Linked DNA regions of Homo sapiens: all the other regions are linked to region 1. A link is a contact called in ENCODE Hi-C or POLR2A ChIA-PET data. All regions are on one chromosome and are shown on one strand. The core of a region is the stretch at or near the end of the contact, and the rest is flanking DNA. Distances in the headings are between cores, read along the strand shown. Region 1 overlaps NAA25 (N-alpha-acetyltransferase 25, NatB auxiliary subunit). Region 2 overlaps HECTD4 (HECT domain E3 ubiquitin protein ligase 4). Region 3 overlaps TMEM116 (transmembrane protein 116). Region 4 overlaps TRAFD1 (TRAF-type zinc finger domain containing 1).

Region 1 (4,102 bases), core at 490-2,989:
ACCACACTGGGCTCCATTATTTCTTTCTTTCTTTTTTTTTTTGGAGACAGAGTCTCACTCTGTGGCCAGGCTAGAGTGCAGTGGTGCGATCTCGGCTCACTGCAACCTCTGCCTCCTGGGTTCAAGTGATTCTCCTGCCTCAGCCTCGTGAGTAGCTGGGACTACAGGCACACACCACCACGCCCAGCTAATTTTTGTATTTTTAGTAGAGACGGGGTTTCAACATGTTGGCCAGGCTGGTTTCAAACTCCTAACCTCAAGTGATCTGCCTGCCTCTGCCTCCCAAAGTGCTGGGATTACAGGTGTGAGCCACCACGCCTGGCCTCCATTATTTTATTATTATTATTATTATTTTAACTAAATAGTATTTCCTAGAGATAAAGTTCACTACCTCACTCCTTTAATAACTGTCCAGTGTTCCACAGTGTGAATGTAGAAATTTACTTAACCAGTTTTTGATGGATATTTAGGCTACTCACAAGAAACTTCTTGTTTTTTTTTGTTGTTGTTGTTGTTTTTGAGACAGGGCCTTGCTCTGTTAGCCAGGCTAGAATGCAGTGGCATCATCACAGCTCACTGCAGCCTTGATCTCCTGGGTTTAAGTTATCCTCTCACCACAGCCTCCTAAATAGTTAGGACTCCAGGCGTATGCCATCAAACCTGGCTAATTTTTATATTTTTTGTAGAGGTGGGGTCTCAATATGTTGCCCAGGCTGGTCTCGAACTCCTGGTCTCAAGCGATCTGCCTGCTTCAGCCTCCCAAAGTGCTGGGATTACTACAGGTGTGACCTGTCAGGCCTGGCCCTTTTTTTTTTTTAAACTACATTATAGCTCTATGGATAGTAAAAAGTTAGATTCTCAACAGGAAATTCATAATGTAATTTTTGGTATCCTTAATCTGCTAAACAGTTGGGCAAATCTAATTTGGTCAGAACTATCATCCTAGTTTTTTTGTTTTCAGTTGTTTGGAAAGATTTGATTCCTCTCCACTCTTTTTTGTCTTCTTCCAACATCTCATCTTTCTTAGCTCATGTCAGCTCAGTCCTCTTTGATGTTTTGGAACTGTATGGATGGGCAGCTTGTCTATGGACTAAATTTACTAGTCCCTAGATGCTGTTGGGATTTTATAAGTATATCCCATGTACTATTAATAGATGTTCAACCCAATACATTGTGAAACCTATCCTTTTACAAAGAAAATGATTATAAAAATTTACTGTCAGTAATGTACTTTTTTCTTTGAAGTAAAATAATCTTTAATAAGATAGTAGTAGTTTGTATGTAATAGTGGTCCCATTTTCTAAGAGAGTGAATAAGAAAATGTGACATTTAGGCCGGGCCCGGTAGCTCACAGCTGTAATCCCAGCACTCTGGGAGGCTGGGATGGGTGGATCACCTGAGGTCAGGAGTTTAAGACCAGCCTGGCCAACATGGTGAAATCCTGTCTCTACTAAAAATACAAAAATTAGCCAGGCGTGGTGGCAGATGCCTGTAATCCCAGCTACTTGGGAGGCTGAGACAGGAGAATCGCTTGAATCCAGGAGGTGGAGGTTGCAGTGAGCCAAGATCGTGCCATTGCACTCCAGCCTGGGTGACAAGAGTGAAACTCCATCTCAAAAAAAAAGAAAAGAAAATGTGACATTTTCCTTCTTGTGGTTGGACTCTATTCTGGTTATTGAGCAGAAATGAAACCAGCTTACCAACTTTTATAACTTTTGATTTTAGAGAAGTTGACAAGTGAGATTCAGAGTCGGGAAAATAAATGCATGGCTATGTACAAGAAGCTGAGCAGGTGGCCAGAGTGCAATGCCCTTTCCCGGCGCCTCTTACTAAAAAAGTGAGTAAAAGCTTTCTTTTGTACCATTTGACTGTAGTGAGGCTTTAAGACCTCACTATTGATTTTCTTGGTGTCTGTGTTTTGAAGTTTCTGGGCATAAAGTCTTCTTATAGTAGTTGTGTCCTGCATGTTTCTAAAAGTTTTTAAGGAGCCTTCATCTTTCAGTAGAGTATTATAATGGTACTTGTAGGCTGGGCATGGTGGCTCATGCCTATGATCCCAGCACTTTGAGAGGCCAAGGTGGGCAGATCACTTGAGGTCAGGAGTTTGAGACCAGCCTGGCCAACATGGCGAAACCCTGTCTTTACTGAAAATACAAAAATTAGCTAGTTGTGGTGGTGCGTGCCTGTAGTCCCAGCCCCTCGGGAAGCTGAGGCACAAGAATCGCTTGAACCTGGGAGGCAGAGGTTGCAGTGAGCTGAGATCATGCCACTGCACTCCAGCCTGGGTGACAACAATGAGACTCCATCTCAAAAAAAAAAAAAAGATACTTGTGCCACCATGGTGCTGAATTCTAGTTAGGGCTTAAGAATGAACACTGAAAATCATTAATTTCTCAAATTCAGTATTCCCCTAAAAGAGAGAGGCTTCATTCTTTGCTACAACACTTCTCTCCCCTTCCCTCTATTTTGGAAGTGCTTATGTGGGGACTTTTCTGTTATGAATATTAGTTTTCTAGACCTGGTCATTTTATTGAAGGAAAGAGTAGTTTACTACTCTTTACAAATACAAAGTAGTATTACTTTGAAAATGCCCTTTTAGATTTGCAAAGGAAACATGGAGTGGGTGGGGGTAAGCCAACCTACTACATACTAAAATATAACTTACAAAATAAATTGAATATCATGGTTCCTAAGGAAGATCTGTCACAACTTGGGTTTAATCCTGTGTGCATCATTCAATCTGATTTTAGCTCAGATGACTGGCAGTTCTATCTGACTTATTTCGATTCTGTCTTTCGACTGATTGAAGAGGCCTGGAGTCCTCCTGCTGAAGGTGAACAGTAAGTTGTCTTCTTTCCTGAATTATAACAGCACTTTTTAATATAGTGTAGTGAAAGGATTTCATTATAAGCCAATTGAATTCTCTTTTTCTGTCTCAATAAAGTATTCCTTTCAAAGTAAGACATTTTTTCATATTTTTTAAAGTATAAAATACACAAGTTCATTCTAAAAATCATGTTAGTGCCAAAATATGTGGTGTGCTAATTTCCACTTATCCTACCATTCCAAAAATAACTCTTGTTAATAGTTTGGTGCCTTTCCGTGAGATTTATTTCCATCTTTATGCTAAGATAATTTTTCTTTTTCTCCTTTTTTTTTTTTTTTTTTTTTTTGAGATGGAGTTTGGCTCTTGTCACCCAGGCTGGAGTGCAATGGCACGATCTTGGCTCACTGCAACCTCTGCCTCCCAGAAGCAAGCGATTCTCCTGCCTCAGCTTCCCGAATAGCTGGGACTATAGGTGCCCACCGCCGTGCTCAGCTACTTTTTGTATTTTTGGTAGAGACGGGGTTTCACCGTGTTGGCCAGGCTGGTCTCAAACTCCTGACCTCAGGTGATCCACCCATCTCAGCATCTCAGCCTCCCAAAGTGCTGGGATTACAGGTGTGAGCCATTGCGCCCGGCTTAATTATTCTTATATTTAATATAAAAATGGGATTGTATTAGACACGATTTGCAACCTGTTATTTTTCAGCCTTGAAATATATCTTGAACATCTTTCATTTCTGGTACATGTAGATCTCTTTCATTTTTTTTCCCCCCAGTGGCTTAAGAGTACTCCAGATGTACCATAATTCATTTAGCATTTTCCCTATTGATGATACTTGGATTTTTGAAGATCTCTTTTTTTTTCCTTTGTCCTTTTGTTATTGGCTATTGTAGGCAGTACTACAATAAATTTTTTTTCCTTTTTATAGGCATCTAGAGTTAAATGAATAAATGGGGCCGGGCACAGTGGCTCACGCCTGTTATCCCAGCACTTCGGGAGGTGGAGGCGGGCGGATCACAAGGTCAGGAGATCAAGACCATCCTGTGAATGGTGAAACCCCATCTCTACTAAAAATACAAAAAATTAGCTGGGCGTGGTGGCGGGCGCCTGTAGTCCCAGCTACTCTGGAGGCTGAGGAGGGAGAATGGCGTGAACCCGGGAGGCGGAGCTTGCAGTGAGCCGAGATCGTGCCACTGCACTCCAGCCTGGGCGACAGAGCAAGACTCCCTCTCAAAAAAAAGTGAATAAATGGGATCTTTTAAAAAATTAATACA
Region 2 (4,102 bases), core at 1,101-3,600, 110 kb before region 1:
ACAAGGGTCAAAGCCGTCACCTCTGGAGCTGACCTGTCAGCTCTGAATCTTAGCTCTCTTGTCTGGTAGCTGTTGTGCCTTCCAGCCAGGCCTCCACCTCCCAACCTCTGTTTCTCCATCTGTAAGAAGGGACTGAATTGCGCAGTCAGTGTTCACAGGGTTGTTATGAGGGTTGATTCCAGGCTCAGAACTGCGCCTGGAACATAGCCAGTGCTGCATAGTAATTACTGTTACTATTTTCATTTGCCTCAGGAAACTTCTTGTGGACCACGGACATGGCAGCCTGCGTGAAGGAGCTTGTTTTCCATCTCCTGGCAGAGCTCCTGCGCACGGTGCACACCCTGGAGCAGAGGCGGCACCCCGCTGGCCTGTCCTCCTCAATCGCCCTCCAGCTGAACCCCTGCCTGGCCATGCTGATGGCCTTGCAGTCGGAGCTCCACAAGCTGTACGACGAGGAGACGCAGAACTGGGTCTCAGGCGGCGCCTGCGGGGGCTCCGGGGGGGCGGCGGCCGGTGACCAGGGCAGGTTCTCTACGTATTTTCATGCACTCATGGAAGGGTGCCTGGCTGTGGCCGAAGTGACCCTGCCTACTAACATGAGTGTCACAGCCAGTGGGGTGACCTCAGCGACCGCCCCAAATCTCAGTGACTCGTCCTCCTCCTCCTCGTCCTCCCCAGGACAGACCCCACAGAGTCCCAGCCTCCTCTCCAAGAGGAAAAAAGTCAAGATGAAGCGGGAAAAGGCCTCCTCGTCGGGCAAGCGCCAGTCTTCCCGCACCGTGGACTCGGACCCCACCGTGCTCAGCATCGGAGGCAGCAAGCCCGAGGACATGCTGTGGTTCCACCGCGCACTCACCCTGCTCATCATCCTCCGCCACCTCACCAGGAAGGACCCACAGGGGCTGGGCGTGACGAGTGACGCCATCGCCGATGCCTGCCAGGCCCTGGTGGGCCCCACCGCCCACAGCCGCTTGCTGGTGATCTCCGGGATCCCCACCCACCTGGACGAGGGCGTAGTCAGAGGCGCCATCCGCAAGGCCTGCAACGCCCACGGCGGGGTCTTCAAAGACGAGATCTACATCCCGCTGCAGGAAGAAGACACCAAGAAGCCAAAAGACAAGGCCGAGGGCGGGGACGGGAAAGTTGAGCCCGAGAAGACACTGGCCTTCCCCGGCACAGACAGCATGGAGGTCAGCACGTCCAGCAGCCTGACCCCCGCCATGAGCATCAGCGCCTCCGCCTCCACCAGCCAGGCCTCCATCTGCAGCTCGCAGGGCATCTCCCAAACCGTCAGCGACCTCTCTGTGGATCCGCTGCCTGCCGGCCTCGAGCTGCCCATCCCTCCGGGCCTGTTGGAGCCCCACGCGGTGTCCAGCCAGGAAAGCCTGGACATTTCCCTGTGCAGCACCGGCAGCCTGGGCAGCCTGGGCAGCCTGGGGGAGCCCCTGGACAATGCAGAGACGGCCTCGGTGTCGGACATGGGCTCCATGTACACAGTCACTTCCCTGGACAACCAGCCCCTCGCCGCCCGCCCCATCAAAGGCTTCGCAGTCGTGGAGGTAACAGCTTTCAAGCCTCTGCAACCACTAAATCATGACCCATTTCAATCCCCCAAGCCTCTTTAAATCTTCCAAAGTTATTTCCTAGTAGGTAATGGTGGAGCGGTTGGGGGCTCCCTGGGGCAGCCCTTGGAATGAGCACAGTGAGGCTGCTTGGGGTAACGTCTCTGAGTGACACCAAGTCCCATATCACGAAGTAAAGGGGAGCCAGAGGGCTCAGGGCCTGGCCTTCCGCGGTGGGTGGGCGCCATCAGTGCATTCTGACTCAGCCCCATCGCATCTTGAATGGCCTTGGGTTCTTTTTGTTCTTTTTGGTGTTGCCATTGGCAGGAGGGATGGTCACTGAGCAGCATGAGAATAGACTCCTGCCATTCTGTCCCAGGTGATTCTGAGTTTCAGATGACCTGCATGCTAGTGAGTCATAGTTCCACTTCAGGATCCCATGTATTCCTTAGGCCTCGCCGTTTAGAAATCCTGCATCAGAGCCTTTCTGTGCTTTTGCATAACAGTAAGGTAGGGAACTGACATGCATTACTCTCCCAGCAGGCTCTGCAAGGAGGGTTGAAGGATCAAGCAGCTGGTTTCTTTCCTAGAATCACTTCTTTGAATCCATCATCCTCCTTCATGGGGACTTCCTCAGAGTTAGGCATGAATTTTTCCTCCCTGGGAATCAGAGTAAAGCCACAGACCTGGCTGGGGTTTAGTGACAGAGATTTCAGGTTGAGTCATTTGCTAAAAGTCACTGTTGTTGGCCTGTGGGAGAAAGTTTCCCAGGAGGTCCAGCTCACCAGAGTAGGGCAGCTTTCACATCTCTGCAGATGAATAGAGGGTTTCCAGGAAAAGGTGGGAGGGAGAAGTTCACTCACACTGAATGACTGGTCAAGCTACTCAAATCCTGACCCTGTTCTCTGTTCACACAGATAAGATCCCGAGCCAAAATTGAGAAAATTCGAGCAAGTTTATTTAACAATAATGACTTGATTGGTTTGTCAAGTTTGGATGGTGAAGATGAATTGATGGAAATGTCAACAGAAGAGATTCTAACCGTGTCTGTAGTAAATCAGAGTCTCTTTGATACTCAAGGGAGCCCAGGGTTAGAAGATTATTTCAATGATAAGTCAATTAAAGGTGGGTTCTGGATTTGTTTTTAATCTGTAGACTTTTTGTGGAGCAATTTTAGGCTCACAGAAAAAAATCTGCATTAAAATCTCCTCCCCTCCCCAGTATCCCCTATTTTTAACATCTTGCATTAAAGAGAAATTTGGCAGCTACTCCTGGGTTGCAGATTTTGAAAACAATTCAGAGAGTGTTGGTGAGATGGCACAAGAGGCTCCATTGTTTGTCAGTGGGGGCTGGTTATGTGCATCTTTGTATGATGTGAAAAGAAATGTTCCCCCTTCTCCCAGCTGTCAGGGCGCTGAAGGCCGTGGGGGCAGCCCCTGCCACAGGCCTGCCGCGTTCCAGCTGGAGAGGCTACCAGGGGTGGCTTTGCGCCGCCTGCAACAGGCTTGAATGTGGGCTTGTATTCAAGTCATTTTTTCCTTTTTGTCTAGCCAGCCTTCCCCTGGTTCAAGTGCAGTGTATTTATTTTGTTCTGTCCTGTGCAGCTAGAACATTGCTGGTAATTATTTCATCATATGCTTGAGGACAGCTCATGCGTCCCCCTTGTAAACTGACTCCTGGGAAAGAAACAGTTCCGTCCCTTTTTTCTCCGAAGTCCCATTTTCCAGCCCTTTTGCCATTCTGGTGGCTCTTTTGTGGAGCAAATTCTGCTTCCCCACTAATTTCTTTTTTTTTTTTTTAATTCCTCTTTTTTTCCTTTTTTAATTCATTTTTTCTTTTTAAAATTCTTTTCTTTAAAAAAAATTATTTTATTTATTATTTGTACAGAGAGGGTCTTCCTATGTTGCCCGGGCTGGTCTCAAACTCCTAGGCTCAAGCAGTCCTCCAGCCTCGGCCTCCCAAAGTGTTAGGACTATAGGCGTGAGTCATCACACTGGCCTTAATGTAATTCTTTAATGTTTGAAATTTCATCTTAGAGTTGCTATGTTGTTCTATGTTTTTGAAGTATAAAATTGTAATCTTTTTTTTTTTAAGACAGAGTCTCGCTCTGTCACCCGGGCTGGAGTGCAGTGGTACAATCTCAGCTCACTGCAACTTCCACCTCCTGGGTTCAAGCAATTCTCCCTGCCTCAGCCTCCCCAGTAGCTGGGATTACAGGTGCACGCCGCCATACCCAGCTAATTTTTGTATTTTTAGTAGAGACGGGGTTTCACCATGTTGGCCAGGCTGGTCTCGAACTCCTGACCTCAGGTGATTTGCCCGCCTTGGCCTCCCAAAGTGCTGGGATTACAGGTGTGAACCACTGCGCCCAGCCAAAACATGTAATATTGAGTAGAGGTTTTGTTGTTTTAAATTATTACCCCAGGCCGGGCACGGTGGCTCATGCCTGTAATCCCAGCACTTTGGAAAGCCAAGGCAGATGGATTGCTTGAGCCCAGGAGTTTGAGACCAGCCTGGTCAGCATAGTGAGACCTCGTCTC
Region 3 (4,102 bases), core at 930-3,429, 82 kb after region 1:
CTAATTTTTTTATTTTTTATTTTATTTGTAGAGATGGAGTCTCACCATGTTTCCCAGTCTGGTCTTGAACTCCTGGGCTCAAGCAGTCCTCCTGCCTCGGCCTCCCAAAATGTTAGGATTATAGTCATATAGTCACTGAGCCTGACCTAGAACTGATTAGATGGAGTCTCACTCTGTCGCTCAGGCTGGAGTGCAGTGGCATGATCTCGGCTCACTGCAACCTCCGCCTCCTGGGTTCAAATGATTCTCCTGCCTCAGCCTCCTGAGTAGCTGGAATTACAGGCGCCCGCCACCATGCCCAGCTAATTTTTGTATTTTTAGTAGAGATGGGGTTTCACTATGTTGGCCAGGCTGGTTTTGAGCTCCTGACCTCAGGTGATCTGCCCACCTCCCAAAGTGCAGAGATTACAGACGTGAGCCACCATGCCCGTCCTAGAACTGATTTTTTGAGTGTAGTGTGAGATACAAAGTAGGGGCCTAATTTCATTTTTTTTTCCTGTATGGATACCCAATTGTTCTAGCTTCATATTTTGAAAAGACTGTCTCTTTTCCACTGATTGAAAAAGCCACTTATGTCATACATCAGAGATCTATATATATATTGCTGGGTTTAATTTGGGCTATTTTCATTTTATTCACCTATTTGTCCATCCCTGTACTAGTACCACAGTATCTTCACTCTAGGTCTATGTTAGTTTTTGTAGGGAGACCTCCTGAAACTATTGCTATGGAATAAAAGATGAAATGCTCCTGATTATTGTAAATACAAAATTGCATGCAGGATTTTGTAAAGACAATGCAAGGTTTGGCTGCCAGAATGAGCCAACAGTGCGTGATGTGCTTCTCCCTGCAGAGAGCCTATAAACGGACGTGCAGTCAGGGAGGTTTCACATCACCAAGATTACTATCCCAGAAAAGCAGATGTTCATAGCTCTGGGAATGCAATGCAACCCTTGTGGAGAGCCTATAAATAGACACATGAGGGGCGCTTGTTCATATGGATAAGATAGGGTTATAAACGCCCTTATCTTGCCACGGCTTTTCTGGGTCTCTTTAGGGTTAAGGCATACTCCCTTCTGAGAATTTGTGGTCTAACCGGTTGTTTCACATCCTGTTTCTGTTGATTGTTTGCAACCAGCTTTTGCTGCAAATATTACTGCTGATTAGTATCTTACTAAACATAGGTTATGGATAGACTGTGTTTCTGTTTTAAGGCTCTGTTAGAAATTGCTGACACACACACTATGTTGTAAATTCTTATCTCTGTATACTGTACTTATGCATACCGATGTTACATTAAAGAATTACTTCATCCCCATGTGATCATCTCACCTCATAATCAAATGACCCCCTAAATCCCTCACTAACCTACCCCCGCCCTCACTAAACTTAATAATAAATGCCAGTATATCCAGTGCATTGGCGGCATCACAGGACCAGAAGGCGGTGACGCCCTGGACCCAGCTTTCACTATTTTGTGTGTGTCTTTTATTTCTCGACCTGCCGATCCACCTGGGAACAAAGAAAGAGCCCCGTTGCATTGCGGGCTGCTGGCCAGATCCCACGATAAGTCTTAAGATGAGGTGGGGCAAGTTCTTCTTTTTTTTTCAAGAGTGTCTTGGTTATCTTAATATTTTATATTTCTTTCTTTTTTTCCTGAAGAGTTGGGTTTATTTCAATAGTAAATTTGAAACTCTTGACTTAAGTGAAAGTACTCTAGTAATTATATCAGGAATAGACAATTTCCTACACTGTCAAATATATGAAAGTTCCTTTTGTACGTTCTTCAACACTGATCAACAAGCAGTTTCAGTCCACATTTGCTTTGATCTGTCACTGAGTTAACCCAAGCTGCTTCTTCAGAGATTCTGGCATCTTGGGGGAGGGCAAGGGAGGCTGAAGTAGACCTTCACAGAATCATAGATAAACTACTGTAGTGCAGTCAGAGTACCAGTCATAATGATACAGACAAACATTCCCTTCCATACACCTTTAAATCCAAGTCTCTGGAGGACTTGAGAAGCACTGCTACCTTTTTCTTTATTCAACACAGATACCACAGAATCATCAGGGTGAGAAACAATTGCACAAAACACTCCAGGTATGTAACCTGCTACAAATGTTACAACCAGCTCCTCTGTCTTTGAACATTCACCACAGGGCTTCCGAACCACAAACTTGTACAATGCTTCAACAGTACCTTAAAAGCAGGCAAACTTCATCATGGCATATGCTATCTGTCTCATCCAGAGAGGAGCAACCCCTTTGTAGAATGTTTTTAGGCCTTCTTCCTTATACATCTTGGGAGCTGCATCCCTCAAAGTCTTGGTCTAACCTGGTTGGGTTTGAATTTGAACCTTAGCAGCTTCCATAGGGCAATTACAGCAAAGAATTCAGCACTGGCAGAGGCAGCCAAATACAGTGATGTGCACCAGAGATAACATGCTCTGGGAGTATGTTGCTATACAAGACTTTAAAGACTTCATAAAAGCCAAACTTGCAGAACACCTGCATGGAGTGGCCAATGAAAGTCAGAGCCTGTCCTTTAGCCAAAGAATGAACACCATCCTCCTTAAGTGTAACTGAGAATCCATTAAATATGCCCTTCTACTTTTGGGGGTCCACCTGCATACAGCATTTCACTAAACCCAGGGGAATGACCGCAGTGTGTGTCAGACCACAACCTAAGACCCCACGAGAGCCACACAATGCATAATACTTCGTGGAGTCAAATTCACAACTGTACTTTTATAAGGCAGCAGCTGCCAGGTTAAGAGAGCAGTGGGGGGGCCTTGCGGGTCTTGTGGGACCGCTGTGGAGGTCCGTGAGGCCATCGTCCACCAGCTGCAGGTGTGGCACATTGAAGGAGTTCACCCATGCCAGGTGTGCCATGGATGAGAGCTTCTCCCTAAGATGGCAAACACCCCACTGTTACTCCCTTGGATTGTGGCTCACAGGGTGATATTTTGTACTTCCACATCAGATTCAGAGTCAGCTTGTCAAGTTCCACAGGAAAATAGGTTGAGATTTCATTGAGATTGCATTTAATCTTTAGGAGTCCCTCAATAAATGGTTTATAATTTTCTCCATAGGACCAAAACTATTTTTAGATAAGTGGGAATGGGGATGCCAAAAGGAGAAGAATAAGAAGAGACAAATTTCACCAGTGTGGTCAGAAACCGAAAGGCAACACATACAGTTCATTCTGACATTTTTCAGTATTACTGACTTTTTACCCTGACTTTTTATTACTGTAAACGTTTTCATTTTCTTTAAGTCCTCAGCCACATCCCTAAACACTTAGCAGAATACCTCATTTCTTATATTTAGAAGATGTTTGGCTCATGCCTGTGATCCCAGCACTTTGGGAGGCCGAGGAGGGTGGATCACAAGGTCAGGAGATCGAGACCGTCCTGGCTAACACGGTGAAACCCCATCTCTACTAAAAATACAAAAAATTAGCCAGGCGTGGTGCTGGGCGCCTGTAGTCCCAGCTACTTGAGAGGCTGAGGCAGGAGAATGGTGTGAACCCAGGAGGCAGAGCTTGCAATGAGCCGAGATCGTGCCACTGCACTCTAGCCTGGGCGACAGAGCGAAACTCTGTCTCCAAAAAAAAAAAAAAAAAGTAGAAGATGTTGCCTGTGCCACTAAAGCACTCTCAATTGTCTCCTTGTGGTACATCTCCACCACAAAATTTCTCATCTTTCCACTCTTTTTTTAACCCTATACCTAAGAAAGGAGTGTCCCTGTGAGTAAGAAGGTTCAGTACTAATCTATCCATGAGTACTCTGATTCCAGAACAGTTGGGATAACTGTGGTTATAGTGGTTATAGATTCCTTCCTATCTGTAGTCTTCCCTTGCATTGCCCACAATCAACCAATGGCAGAGGCCCCAGAAAAATGATGTCAGTTTCCTACTAGAAACATAAAATGTAAGAACTGTTACATTGTTAACATTCTCCTAGCTACATCACATATGAAATGAGGATTTTATTACTTTGACAGATAAGACCACTTTTTTATCTGAGCTTCTGTGACCTGCTCCTGGGACTTTGCTGGCTCACGGAGACACTTCTCTATGGAGCTTCAGTAGCAAATAAGG
Region 4 (4,102 bases), core at 716-3,215, 65 kb before region 1:
AAATACCCATATACTCCTCATCTATATTCACAAAGCTTAATATTTCCTCACATTACTTTTATGTATTTTTCCCCTGAACTATTTGAGAATAAGTTTGAACACATAACATTTTATTCCTAAGTACTTCATCATGTGCCTTTGAAGAACAAGGGCACTGCTTTCTCCTATGTAAACAATACGGATGTCACTCTCAGCAACTTTAATGTAAGTTCTCTACTTGTACAATAATGTCCTTTAGAGCCTTTTTTTTTTGAGACAAGGTGTCACTCTGTCACCAGGCTGGAGTGCAGTGGCACAATCTCAGCTGACTGCAACCTCTGCCTCCTGGGTTCAAGCATTCACCTGTAATCCCAGCTACTTGGGAGGCAGAGGCACGAGAATCACTTGAACCCAGAAGGCAGAGGTTGCAGTGAGCCGAGATCATTACATTGCACTCCAGCCTGGGTGACAGGGCGAGACTGTCCCAAAAAAGAAAAGAAAAAAGAAACAAAAAAGAGTAAGGCAAATTCTATTTCATTAAAATCTTTCAATTGTATAAGAATTGTATAACCTAAGACTTACAAAAACTGTAGAGAAAGAGGCTAGTGCAGAATAAGCAAGCCTACCCTTTATGTCACTGAGAGACCTGGGACCGCCATGAGACTGGTCGGCCTCACATACGGCCCTCCAGAAGTCCTGCTCTGCCACACTGGAGGCTTGGCCTTCATTTTGCAGACTTAGGGCCAACATGAAGTCCAAGTTTGCACTCTCTTCACCACCCTCTTTGGGGGGCTGTTGGCCTCTATTCCTTTCCTGCCTCTCTTGTTCTTCAACTGAAAAAAAAAAACCAACCAACATTCAGGATACATTAGAAATGTTACCACCCTCAACTCAAGTCCATGCCTAGCAAATAGTCAAGGTTTACAGGCATCCGGGAAGGAATAAAAATGACCATGTTCAACTAGCTCTCTTCACCCTCTGGGTCTCCTAGCTTTGAACATTAAAGTCTGCCCTGTGAAAAGGCTCCATTATTATTCTAACTGTATTATTAAGCAATATTACTGAGCCATAATTATGAGACAGGCACTGTGCTAAACATTTTATACTTATTTTCTGAATTACAGTAGAATGGTTTAAAGCACGAGGTCAGATTATCTGAATTCAAATCTCAGTTCTACCTTCAAATTTACCTACCTTCAAATAATGAGAGAATTAAATGAGTTAATACGTATAAAGCACTTTGCAAATGCCTAAGGGAAATAAGATACAGGTTGAGCATACCAATCCAAAAATCCAAAATTTGAAACTTTTTGGGCATCAATATGGCTCTCAAAGAAAATGCTCACTGGAACATTTTGGATTTCAGATTCTCAGATTTGAGATGCTCATCCAGTATATATAATGCAAATACTTCAAAAGCCAAACCACTTCTGGCCCCAAGTATTTTGGATAAGGGATACTCAATCTGTATAAGTGTTGGCTATTTACAACACTGTCATCATACTCACCATTATGAACCCTAACTATAATCCAATGGAGGTTATTTCCATTTTATAGGAAAGAGAGGTATTCTTCCCAGTGTTACTCAGCTACAGTCGGGTTTCTATAATCAAGATCTATCTGGCCCCAAAGCCCTGTTCCCATTTGCCTTGGGATTTTGATACCATTCTAGTTCCCTAATCCCAAGCACAACTCACACAGATTATTCTGAATTGAAACCTGGGCTGTAATGTTCCTTTGGTTGGTAGTTCTATTGTGGAAAACATCTGATTCAAAGGCTCTCAGGGGCCTTCGCGGCAGCCTCATGGGTGGGTCCAGAGCCTCAATTTGTCTGAGGAGTTGGGATGCAATCCAGATTCCATCCTGACCCCAAGATTCATCATATGCATTAGGAGGTATGGCAACCTCATTTCTCTTTTCCTCCCCCTCTCTCCCACAAACTTCAGGGTGAGTCTTCAGATCTTTCACAAGGACATTGCGACCACAGTTGCCACATAGTTCCGTCCGGGCACCACAATAATCTTCATGTTCCTTCAGTTTGAGAATGGAAAGTTCTAAATCACAGTGCTGGCAGACAGCAAGCCGCAAAGGGCACTCAGTCTCCTACAAAACAGAGGAATGAGGCAGTTAATATGCATATCTAGGAGAGGTGTGTTTTAGTATAGGGCAAGGAAAGCCAAGAGTATCTACTGCAATCTTCTCTTCCAACCCTTGATTCTCCTACCCTTTTTTAATGTATTTAATTATTTAAGAGTCACAGCTTCCCCTTTTGTTCCTGCCACAATGTTCTATAAAGGAAAATAAAATATTAGAGGGAGCCCACTACTCAGCCACCCTAACTATCATATTGTTTTGTGCACACATTACTTAGTAATCTAAAACCAGCCAGAGAAGCCCAGGAGCAAATAACAAGAATCATAGCAAGTCAGATGTTTGTCAAAGCTCCAATGTCCCTGTCCCCTACCAACTATTCCAATTCAGTCTTTTTTTTTTTTTTTTTTTGAGACAGTGTCTCGCACTGTCGCCCAGGCTGGAGTGCAATGGCGCAATCTTGGCTCATTGCGACCTCTGCCTCCCAGGTTCACACGATTCTCCTGCCTCAGCCTCCTGAGTAGCTGGGATTTCAGGCACACACCACCACACCCACTTAATTTTTTGTATTTTTAGTAGAGACGGGGTTTCACTATGTTGGCCAGGCTGGTCTTGAACTTCTGACCTTGTGATCCGCCCGCCTCAGCCTCCCAAAGTGCTGGGATTACAGGCTTGAGCCACCACGCCCGGCCTCCAATTCAGTCTTAAGTACCTAATAATGAGGAAAAGAAACTGCACTTTAGAAAGACACAGGTTTCTCTAACCTTCATATTTGTATTTAGCACAGGCTTTATTTTTCATTTATTATTATTATTTTTTGAGAAAGTCTTGCTGTCGCCCAGCGACAGAGTGGTGTGCATGGAGTGCATGGTGCAATCTCAGCTCACTACAACCTTCACCTCTCGGGTTCAAGCAATCCTTGTGCCTCAGCTTCCTGAGTTGCTTGGGACCACAGGTGCGTGCCACCACACCCAGCTAATTTTTTTGTATTTTTAGCACCGAAGGGGTTTCACCACGTTAGCCAAGTTGGTCTCAAACTCCCATCCTCAAATGGTATGAGCCACTACTCCTAGCAAATCCGTGTTATTTATCTAATAAAAGAACTTTGGGACCTGGGCAATGGCCCACGCCTGTAATCCCAGCACTTTGGGAGGCCAAGGCAGGCAGATCACCTGAAGTTAGGAGTTCAAGACCAGCCTGACCAACATGGTGAAACCCCACTCTACCAAAAATACAAAAATTAGCAGGGTGTGGTGGCATTCACCTGTACTCCCAGCTACTCGGGAGGCTGAGGCAGGAGAATTGCTTGAACCCGGGAGGTGGAGGTTGCAGTGAGCTGGGATAACACCACTGCACTCCAGCCTAGGTGACAGAGTGGAAAACAAAAAAAAAAAGCTTTTGAAAAAAAACTTTCTGAATTGGCATTATATCTACATGGTATCAAATTTTATTTTTTAATTTTAATTTTTCTTTTCTTTTTTTTGAGACAGGATCTCAGTGTCACCCAGGCTGGAGTGCAGTGGTACGATCATGGCTTACCGCAGCCTTGACCTCCTGGGCTCAAGCAATCCTCCCACCTCAGCCTCCCAAGTAGCTGGGACCACAGGTATATGCCATCATGCCTAGCTAGGTTTTTTGTTTTATTTTTTATTTTGTAGAGACAAGGGTCTCCTTATGTTGCCCAGGTTGATCTCAAAACTCCTAGGCTCAAGCAGTCCTCCTACCTTGGCCTTCCAAAGTGCTGGGATTACAGGCGTGAGCCACTGTGCACAGCTGGTATACAATTTTAAAGCCCAAAAAGGATATATGTAAAAATCATGTCTCTTCTCCCCTGTTCCTCTGCTACCTAAGGCCTTTTTATCAATTTATTGTGTTTCCTGCAAGAGGTAGTTCATGTATATACAAACAGTGCTGAAAATGTTGGAGTAGCATTTAGAATAGAACTTTAGTTTAATTTTTTTTTTTTTTTTTTTGAGACGGAGTTCGCTTCTGTTGCCCAGGCTGGAGTACAATGGCATGATTTCGACTCAGT

What was found. Hi-C counts contacts between places; a loop is a spot of excess contacts on that map. ChIA-PET counts read pairs that join two places held with the same protein, here RNA polymerase II (POLR2A). Pooled maps may share reads with other maps.
Region 2: a map of aorta shows a loop between it and region 1 (4-fold over the local background). The contact joins two enhancer-like sites. A Hi-C loop is called at or near these places in 1 of 168 maps with a recorded cell type or tissue (aorta) and 8 of 50 pooled maps. POLR2A ChIA-PET finds 5 or more read pairs at or near these places in 1 of 52 experiments (H1).
Region 3: a loop to region 1 is called in a map with no recorded cell type, with 5 times the contacts of the local background. The contact joins two enhancer-like sites. A Hi-C loop is called at or near these places in 4 of 37 single-sample maps with no recorded cell type and 7 of 50 pooled maps. POLR2A ChIA-PET finds 5 or more read pairs at or near these places in 5 of 52 experiments (A673, HEK293T, activated CD4-positive, alpha-beta memory T cell and 2 more).
Region 4: a loop to region 1 is called in a map of heart right ventricle, with 2.4 times the contacts of the local background. The contact joins two enhancer-like sites. A Hi-C loop is called at or near these places in 3 of 168 maps with a recorded cell type or tissue (heart right ventricle, naive thymus-derived CD4-positive, alpha-beta T cell and sigmoid colon), 10 of 37 single-sample maps with no recorded cell type and 15 of 50 pooled maps. POLR2A ChIA-PET finds 5 or more read pairs at or near these places in 13 of 52 experiments (A673, GM12878, activated B cell and 6 more).

The regions. Positions count from the first base shown.
Region 1 is chr12:112,073,413-112,077,514 of GRCh38, reverse strand. It overlaps NAA25 (N-alpha-acetyltransferase 25, NatB auxiliary subunit), which reads left to right. Exons shown (of 24, transcript NM_024953.4): 8 at 1,726-1,837; 9 at 2,751-2,840. Among named protein-coding and RNA genes, the nearest start is that of NAA25, 33 kb to the left of the region's middle. Within about 2 kb of position 1,739, at least 2 of the 41 ENCODE cell types and tissues checked have a DNase peak (open chromatin) inside an H3K27ac peak, as active enhancers do.
Region 2 is chr12:112,181,644-112,185,745 of GRCh38, reverse strand. It overlaps HECTD4 (HECT domain E3 ubiquitin protein ligase 4), which reads left to right. Exons shown (of 76, transcript NM_001388303.1): 61 at 253-1,559; 62 at 2,480-2,687. Among named protein-coding and RNA genes, the nearest start is that of MIR6861, 20 kb to the right of the region's middle. RefSeq lists enhancers at 614-1,183, 1,184-1,752 and a silencer at 2,207-2,501. Within about 2 kb of position 2,350, at least 4 of the 41 ENCODE cell types and tissues checked have a DNase peak (open chromatin) inside an H3K27ac peak, as active enhancers do.
Region 3 is chr12:111,991,793-111,995,894 of GRCh38, reverse strand. It overlaps TMEM116 (transmembrane protein 116), which reads left to right. Exons shown (of 11, transcript NM_001193531.2): 4 at 4,006-4,102. It also overlaps the pseudogene SLC25A3P2. Among named protein-coding and RNA genes, the nearest start is that of TMEM116, 19 kb to the left of the region's middle. RefSeq lists a silencer at 3,636-3,930. Within about 2 kb of position 2,179, at least 3 of the 41 ENCODE cell types and tissues checked have a DNase peak (open chromatin) inside an H3K27ac peak, as active enhancers do.
Region 4 is chr12:112,138,799-112,142,900 of GRCh38, reverse strand. It overlaps TRAFD1 (TRAF-type zinc finger domain containing 1), which reads right to left. Exons shown (of 12, transcript NM_006700.3): 5 at 1,677-2,082; 6 at 606-812. Among named protein-coding and RNA genes, the nearest start is that of TRAFD1, 15 kb to the right of the region's middle. Within about 2 kb of position 1,965, at least 2 of the 41 ENCODE cell types and tissues checked have a DNase peak (open chromatin) inside an H3K27ac peak, as active enhancers do.